Regions from separate parts of the Mus musculus genome. Here region 2 is linked to region 1. A link is a loop called in an ENCODE intact Hi-C map of the cell type or tissue named here. Cell type or tissue: left cerebral cortex. All regions are shown on one strand. Each heading gives the region's core, and the rest is flanking DNA. Links, peaks and the distances in the headings are about the cores only.

What was found. Hi-C counts contacts between places; a loop is a spot of excess contacts. Peaks named below come from ENCODE experiments on the same cell type or tissue, not always from the same donor. Only the 100,000 strongest peaks of a DNase experiment are listed, where the experiment ranks them.
Region 2: a loop joins it to region 1, with 2.3 times the contacts of the local background. A loop is called at or near these places in 2 of 42 quality-filtered maps.

What each region holds. Positions count from the first base shown.
Region 1 is chr5:21,781,781-21,786,100 of GRCm38, reverse strand. It overlaps Dnajc2 (DnaJ heat shock protein family (Hsp40) member C2), which reads left to right and starts at 936. Exons shown (of 17, transcript NM_009584.4): 1 at 936-1,112; 2 at 2,864-3,054. The coding sequence starts at 1,049. It also overlaps a transcript of Psmc2 not described here. In left cerebral cortex, for the core only: no CTCF peak of the experiment used is centred there; DNase peaks (open chromatin) are centred at 863 and 1,762; H3K4me3 peaks cover 1,901 bases; H3K27ac peaks cover 1,034 bases.
Region 2 is chr5:21,666,815-21,671,209 of GRCm38, reverse strand. Napepld (N-acyl phosphatidylethanolamine phospholipase D) reads left to right here. Exons shown (of 5, transcript NM_178728.6): 4 at 607-721. Among named protein-coding and RNA genes, the nearest start is that of Gm51277, 4.9 kb to the left of the region's middle. In left cerebral cortex, for the core only: CTCF peaks have their summits at 1,816 and 3,245; no DNase peak of the experiment used is centred there.

The DNA.
Region 1 (4,320 bases), core at 1-4,000:
TTCCCCTCTCTCTTTCTCTCTCTCCTTCTTAAGACTGGCTCTGCGTGGTCCTGGCTATCTAGCAACAGATCAGGCTGTCTGAGAACTTAGAGGTATCTGCTGCGACAAAGGCTGTGCGCCACCATGACCGACCCATGGATCACTATTATGTTTAAAAAGAAAGTTTGACCGGATGTTGAAAAAAAAAATAGATGCTGTTTACACTGTTGGTGTAAAATACTGCAGTGCTTGCGAAAAACTGAAAATAACTAAAATAAAATCTATATAAACTAGTTATCCTACTGCTAAATATCAAATGCCAAAAAGTTGGAAATAGGATTTCAAAGAGATCCGTGTACAGCCCTATTTATAGCTGCATTAGCAAAGGCCAAATGAAGAATAACCCAAGTACCCAAATACATAAGATGGGTAAACAAAAATGTGGTTATGGGAATATAGTATTATTTGGCCTTAAAAAAATAAATTCTGTGACCATTATACTAGTGAATACACCGCTCACATAGAGACAATGTTATAATATATAACATTATTAATATAACAATACAATGATATATAGTTATATGATTCCACTTTTATGAGGTACCTAGAGATTGGTGGTAGCTCAGCACTTGGGAGATTTAAACAGGATATTCACAAGTTAGAGGCCGGCCTGGGTGACAAAAGTGAGTGAAGTTCTTTTTCAAAATTATTTCCTCCGTCTTGCTCTCACGTGAAAAAACAAACAAAAAAACAAAACAAAAACCAAAACAATCCTTTTCACGTAGGAACTGATGCGTCTAGGAACTGTTCCTTCGAGCTCCTTGGTCTCCGGTCGGTTTAGAGTCACAGAGGAAGTAGGCGGCCGCGCGCATTGGCGCGAGGCCGTGGGGGTGGGGTTGGCGGCCGCGCCGTGCGAGCCCCATCCCGGAAGTGCTCACTGGTCGTCTCCATGCGCCGGCTCCGGGGCGTAAAGCCTAGGCGCGAGGCTCAGACCACAGGTAGTGCGGACGCGGAGGGCCCTGCCTGCCGGCCGTGAGCCGCGGCGTCCGCGGGACCAGCCCCAACCAGCATGCTGCTCCTGCCGAGCGCCGCGGAGGGCCAGGGCACCGCCATCACCCACGCTCTGACCTCCGGTACGTGCCCACCAACCCAGTTTCCGCCCTGCCTCGGGCGCCCCTGCCCCAGCCCTGTCCCTAGCAACCCCTGGCTCGGTAGCCTTGACCCCGGCAATCTGCTCCGGGACTCGGGGGACTGTGACGAGCCCCTGCTGCTCAGTGCTGTAATTTGAAGTGTCCCCGGTTTCTCGGAAAGGAGGGTGGGGGCGTCTTCCTTGTGCACCTGTGGTTCCTTCATCCTGGTGAGGCTGCTGACTCACGGAGCGGGCTGAACAGCTGAGGACCGAGCCCTCCTGTACCCCGAAAGGCCCCCTAAGGCACCCCCCCTGCCCACGGCGGAGCGACCCCGCTGCACGCACCCGCGTGCCGGGAGAGATACAAAGCCTTGTAAACGCTGTTCAGCCCTTCGCCTCCACCTTTGCTCCCGGCTGTGTATTTTGCTTGTCGGAACTCAGAACTTCCTCATTCCGTTGGAAGCCCCCTGTGAATGCTCCTGGACAGCTTGGCGTACACCAAGGATGGTTAAAAGCACAACTTAGCCTCCTGCTGTAGGGGTTTTGGTTTATAGCCCTGCACGCCAGAAAGTATTTCAAGTGTCGGGTCTCTCATTTTAATGATCTACATTAATTCCCATAGCCGCTTACCGTGGGCACTTGTTGAATATAATTTTTAAATGTTTCCCATGGCACGTGTTGCGTTTGTGTGTCGCGGTAATCCTGTAGTGAGGGAAAGGCTTCCAAGACACGGTTTTGAAAGCCACGCCCCCGCTACTCAGCCGGTTCATTTTCGCGTTTGACTCCTCTCCTGTGTTAGGTGGAGGAAATCTTAATATCATAAGCCAGTTAAAACGTGAAAAAGAAAGGGTCTTAGAAAATGATGCCCACAAATTGTGCACCAGAAAATTGCCCTTTGATTTCTTAAGAAATTAAAATTATGATCTTTTTTCCTGACACAGATTACCATTTTTTAATTTCTGTTATACATATCTACAGTTATTTATTCCATGTTACTTTCTCTACAACAGTTTAAAGCTTTAAAACTGCATTCGAATATTCTAGGAACTGGGTGAGATAGGTATTGTTTCCATCCTGAAATGATTCAATCTGTTTCAAGAAATTTACAGTTCTAGATTAAAGCCCTGAAATTCTGGGTTTACATCCAGCCTGTGTTATTAAGACATAGAAACGGTAATGAGTTCTCAGCATTGGCTTGGAAAATTGTCTATTTCAACAGATTATTGTTAGAGAATCCTTAGAATTATTAACCATTTTAATAGCTAATCTGTTAATAATTAAGATCGCATGAGTGTGCAGTCTTTGTTTTTTGGTAGCTTTTTATCATTTTTTTTATTACTATTACTCGTTTCTTGCCTTCCCTTCTCACATCATCAGGAAAATATTGATTAGCTGCTGAAATTATTTTCTTATGCTTAAAAAAAATAACTGATCAAGTGTTTTTGAGTGCCACACAGCATGTGTGCAGAGATCAGAAGAAAAGTCCATGGAGTCAGGTCTCTCCTACCTTCATATGGGTTCTGGGCATTGAGCTCACCTCATCAACCTTAGTGGCACATCAACTGGAAGAGACTGCTGGAATAAAAAGATGTTACCAATGATAATTTGTTACCCAGGGTGCAACTGGGATTTTTATAGTTGGTGGTTTTAAAATTATATTCTGACATCATTGTTCTGCTCTCCCTAAGAAACTGTGTGGCCTTGAAATAGATGTGTTCCATGCAATAAATTAAGTCTTACTGTTCTCCCTCACAGCCTCTTCAGTCTGTCAAGTTGAACCTGTGGGAAGATGGTTTGAAGCTTTTGTTAAGAGGAGAAACAGAAATGCTTCTACATCTTTTCAGGAACTGGAAGATAAGAAAGAGTTGTCAGAGGAATCAGAAGATGAAGAGTTACAGTTAGAAGAATTCCCCATGCTGAAAACACTTGATCCCAAAGATTGGAAGGTATTTGCTATGCAGAGCTTTCGCTCATTCAGAGCATCAAACTTAGGCTGCATTCCTAGTTTCCCATTAGTACCCTGTATTTTAAGGCAGTTCAACATGATAGTCATAAGTAAGCTCTTAATTGCTAAGCCCATAGTATGCTGTTTCAGCCATAGCTGTCAAGCAAGCCTTCACAGCGAAAAGTAATGTCTCTGGGAATGGTGATGTGCACCTATAAACGGAGGACTTGAGAAATGGAGATGGGAAAGTTAGAAGTTCAAAGGCCTTGACTACACAGCAGTTAGAGACTAGCCTGGGCTACATAAAGCCCTATCTTTTAAAAAGCAGACAACAAACTCCAGCAGATCTTTAAAACAGGAGTGGCAGTTAATGAAGTAGAGAAGGGAAAAAAGGCATTCTGGGTAGAAGACAGAATACCAGAGACACAGGAGTGAAGAATGTCTGACCACACATGGGGGATCAAGGCTGTGGAAAAGTAGGCCCAGAAAAACCTAGTCTAGATGTTTATGCTATATTTTTAAAGCTATATTTAGGAATGAATTAATATCCTTGAAGACATTAAGTCATCAGCGTTTCCCAGGCTAGCCTCAGGGAGATAAGTCACTGGAGTACGTGTAAGACTGTGTAAGTTCAGCCCCAGAACCCAGTTTAGAAAGTCTGGGGATTTGGTAGGGGAGCAAAGGGGACAGGAAGAATCAGAAGACTTGAGGTTCTGAGCAAAGCACGTTATGTAATCCCAGCACTGCGGTGGAAGAGACGGCTGTGTGTGCTTACTGATGAGCTAGTCCAGATGCAAGGTGGACCCCAGGCAAGTGAGAGACTGACTGGAGGAGGGAAACGCTTGACTGCATGAGGAATAACACTTGAGCGTGTGGTCTGGCCTCCACGTGCACACACACACAAGCTCACATGTCTCTAAGGTTGAAAAGAACCATTCTGTTGGCAATGTGGAAACTGAGTAATGTTCTGCACAGGCAGAGCCTGTTGATGGAGATGTGTAGCCAGGGTTGGAGGAGTAGACTAATGGTAGCCAGGGCTAGGATGCAGACTAAGGAACGTTGCAGGGAGTTTTGGGTCGAAATATTAGTAAAGTTGTCTTATAGTTGGTTGGACATTGGTCTGTGGCTCATTAAGAGTCTTTTGGACTCATGTGCATAAAATATCAAGAAGGCTGTATTGTCATCCACGACTGGCGCCTAACTTACATGACTGCACAATGACTTACATTCTTTTTCTTGTTGGTTGGTTGGTTGGTTTTGGTTTTGT
Region 2 (4,395 bases), core at 121-4,120, 120 kb after region 1:
GACACTCCAGAAGAGAGCATCAGATTTTGTTATGGATGGTTGTGAGCCACCATGTGGTTGCTGGGATTTGAACTCAGGACCTTTGGAAGAGCAGTCAGAGCTCTTAACCGCTGAGCCATCACACCAGCCCATGAGGAATCTTTTTGATTTAAGTTTTATTTTATTTTATTTTTTGGTTTTTCGAGACAGGGCTTCTCTGTGCAGCCCTGGCTGTCCTGGAACTCACTGTAGACCAGGCTGGCCTCAAACTCAGAAATCTGCCTGTCTCTGCCTCCCAAGTGCTGGGATTAAAGGCATGTGCCACCACTGCCCGGCTTATTTAATTTTAACTGAGTGTATGTGTGTGTATGTCTGTGTGTATGTCTGAGTGTGCAAGTGTCCAAGGAGGTCAGACAGAGGCACTGGATCTCCTGGAGCTGAGGTTATAGGCACTTGTGAGATGCCTGATGTGGAAACAACTCAGGTCTTCTGCAAAAGTAGTTTATGCTCTTAACTGCACAACTCTCTCTCCAGATATGCAGACTATCCAGTGTTGATTAGATGAAGCAATCATTTGGATTTGGCTGTTCGCAAACACTGCATTAATTAATGGCTGTATTTCATCAGGTGGTTTATGAAATACCAGCATGCAGACCCAGAAGATGCTGTAAGGATTCACATTGACCTTCAAACAAAGAGATCTGTGGCGATTCACTGGGGGACGTTTGCCTTAGCTAATGAGGTAAGTTTGATTTAAACAAACAAACAAGCTAGCTTTGATTGTGTGTTTGGCTGTTGGTGGGATTTAGGTATTGCTGTGTTCTGGCTTTGAGAGACAACACTGTGGTATCAAACTCCATACAATTATAACAGTCACCGCATAAACTGGCGTGTCATTATTAGTAAAATAATACTTGAACACAGTTTGAATAAAACCTGCATGGTGTGCTGTTGCTTAGTCTGATTCTTCAGTTATCTCTGTGTGATGTAGAACATGAATCGTCATGGCTCACTCTCCAGATGACTTGTGCTCTAGCAGAAGCTAGAACCCATGAACATGGCTTGTTTACTGGAAGGTAGAAATGCTATACTGTAGGACAGATAAATTGGTCTCAGACACAGGGAGGGATCTGGAATTGCTTCATGGAAGATGCAAATTTTAATGTGGCAAGAAGGAAGGTATCTTTCCAGAAGAGGAAGGGGCAGAACATAACGGGGGCAGCACACACTGGAGAAGTGAGGAGTTGTTCAGCAGGAGAGTGGGTGGTGGAGGGCAGCCGGAATAGAAGCATCTAACCTATCCAGTTAACTTGATTCAGTGCTTGTTATCTCTGACATTGGGGTAAACATGGCTTAGTCCTGAACTACATCAGAAGAACGGACTCTTTCTTAGGGGATTCATCCCCAGAGCTCTGCTGCCAGCCTGGGTTCTGGGGTCAGGCAAGTCTGGATCTAGAAGGGGTTAGAAGTCAACTTCTCTTTGGCACACTGAGGCTCCTTCTATCTCCTAGCACCTCTCTGCAGAGACCCAATGTTTTCTTGCTTGCCTTCTTGTTCTGCTTGCTCTTGGCCTGATCCTTCCTAAGATATGGTTTGTTCCAGAATTACCTAATACACTCCCTGTTCATTTCCCTAACCCCTAGTTAAAGTGCCTGTTTTATGATAAAATAACCCTGTGTAATGCCGCAGGTCATTGACCATGCTGCTGGAGGTGGAATGGAGCAATAAGTGACAACCTACAGAGCCAGGAGGAAGGCTTCCCCACCCCCACCAGAGGGACATGTGTGCATTTGGCAAGAGGCAACCTGTTGCATGCGTATACTGCCATTTGATGGCAGTTTCTTCTGCCATCTCTGTGTGGTTGTGTGTGTGGACATCCCATGGGTATCCTGTCAGTGACCTAGATGGAATAGTAGTATTTATTAAGCCTTTGTAAAGGAAAGCCTGACGACTCAGCCTCAGTGATGGGCAGTCACGAGGGAGGGCTCTTTGCTGAGATGGAGAGACAGGGAGAAGATCTAAACCTCAGATGTCAAGACCCATTTCACTATTAAGCCTTCAAACATCGTGCTGAATTGTCTCGAAGAATACAGTATAAATAAAGCTTAGTAAAAGCCTGAATTGTAAAATTATCTTTTGTTTGCCTGATGTAATTGCTGTCTCCGAGGTTTACTACCTCTGTCTTCTAACCTATGCCTGGTCTTGGAAGCTTCCAGCCTCCATGCAATCTTATCTAGGCCTAGAATGTTTTCAGCCTCTGAGACTTGGCTACTGAATAAGTTCACCCTTATGTAGTTCTTTTTCATCTCTACCTGGCTGGTTCAACTCAGCTGTCTTAGCTCAAAATTCCTCTCCAATCTGACTTGATTCAATCTGGCTTCTTGCTCTTTTCTCCTGAATTGCTCTACTTGGTTTCACACTAACCCTAGCAACCTGTTCCAATCTTCTGGCTCCTTCTCATTCGCTGGCTCATTCTGTCTTCACCTGTATCTAACTTGTTCTTCCCATAACCTGTCTCTGTGTGAGTGTCCTCTTTTTTGTTCGTTTGTTTGTTTGTTTGTTTTTTGAGACAGGGTTTCTCTGTGTAGCCCTGGCTGTCCTGGAACTCACTTTGTAGACCAGGCTGGATTCGAACTCAGAAATCCTCCTGCCTCTACCTCCCGAGTGCTGGGATTGATTGTCCTCTTTTAAAACTGCCCCCCCCCTCTCTCTCTCCCCTCCCTCCCTCCCTCCCCCCCCCCCTCTCTCTCCTGCTCTCTTAAGTAGCTTCCCTTTCCTCTCTCTTCTGAGAGCTGGGCATATCCTATTCTGTCAAAACTTTCTCTGATTCATCACTTTTTCTGCCATTCAATTAGACATCACTTTCAAACATGGGTGCTTCCTTCTACAAACTAATGTTACCTTCATTGTTTGGGACTAAAGGTGTGTAGTAAGGATGTGTCTGTATTCCAGCCAGAGGGATGAAAGGTGTGTGCTAAGGTTGAGCCACACCACAACTAGAAACAGGGTTTTTTCAGTAAATAACACAATCTTGGGATTCACAGTGTGATCAAATAGGCTGCAACACCTAATTATTTAGTAGTTGGTTGAACGCTGTCAGCGACCCTCTAAACATAGCTGCAGGCAGGAAATAAACAGAGAGGAAAATACCCACATTATATGTTAAGCCCCAAGAAAAGCTTCCTGGCTTTTATATTTTGTTGATTTTCTCATCACTCCTGGAAAGGATTGAGTGCTGCAGGCAGCAGGCCTGGCCCCATCCTGCAATGAGGAGACGCAGCCCAGCACTCCTGCTGGGCAGTCTGAGGAGTTGCTTCTAGAGACGTTGTTGACTCCTGTGTAGCTGGGATCGTAAGTCACAGAAGAGAATTGCAGGTTAGATCAGAATCAGGGTGACTCAATATTAAGAAGCAGTAAACACCGTGGGCAGATTTCAAGTGTAGGCATTCAGAAAGATAAGCTTGGGGCTGGACAGATGGCTCAGTAGATGGAGTATTAGAAAGTTATAGAAGTTTATAGCATTCTTCTGGCTTAACTGCTGCCTTAACTGCTGCTGGCTGACTGTTCATTAGCTGCCTTATTCCTGTTGTGATGCTGCTCAGGAAAGAGTAGAATTGCTGTGCAGGCAGTCTTTACTGTGGATTTATTAGTTGTGTCTAAAGTCAGTGGGGAATGTAAACTGGGGCTTGGTGAAGGAGCTCTTCCTGTCCCTTAATCTTCCTACTGTCTGGATTCTTTCACCTTTCTAGATCAGCTCCTTCCCCAGTCATATTTACATATAAGCTGTCTCCTCCTCTAGCCAGAACCGCCTCCCTCTTCACCCTCACAGACAGCTCAGCCTTCATCCCACACATTGTCCGGTGCACTCTGCTCATTTCTATAGAAGACCTTTACAATTTGAATCAAATCACAGCACAGCGTGACCTGGGAGCCTCATGTTTGGGGTGAAAACCTGCTTGCCTACAGTGCCCTGAGCAGCCCAAGCTATTGGGTGTATGCTTAGAGGGGGCTTTCTTGGGAGGGCCCCTGAGATTATTGTCTTTAAGACAGACCCCATTTCCAGCACTTTGTTCCCTTTTTATTTCCCTTTGTGTTGGTCTCTGTATTAGAAGGGTAAGACTTTTGTCTGGTTCATGAGCTGGCATGCTCTGTAGATACCTAGAAGACAGTCTTCACAGAAGGGGACAGACAGACTCCCCACTGGCGACTAGTTCAGAAAAGTTGACTTGTTTTTTAACTTCTAAATGTTACCTTTCTAAGTAGGTAGGGAAAAAGAAACTTCGAATCCATTAAGAAAAAAAAAAGCTATTATACAGCATAGAGATTTAGGTCAGAAGGGAAATAACTTTTAAAAAGGGGGATGAAGTTGGAATGGGGCGGGACTGGGAGGAGATGAGGGAGGGGATAAGGAGTGGA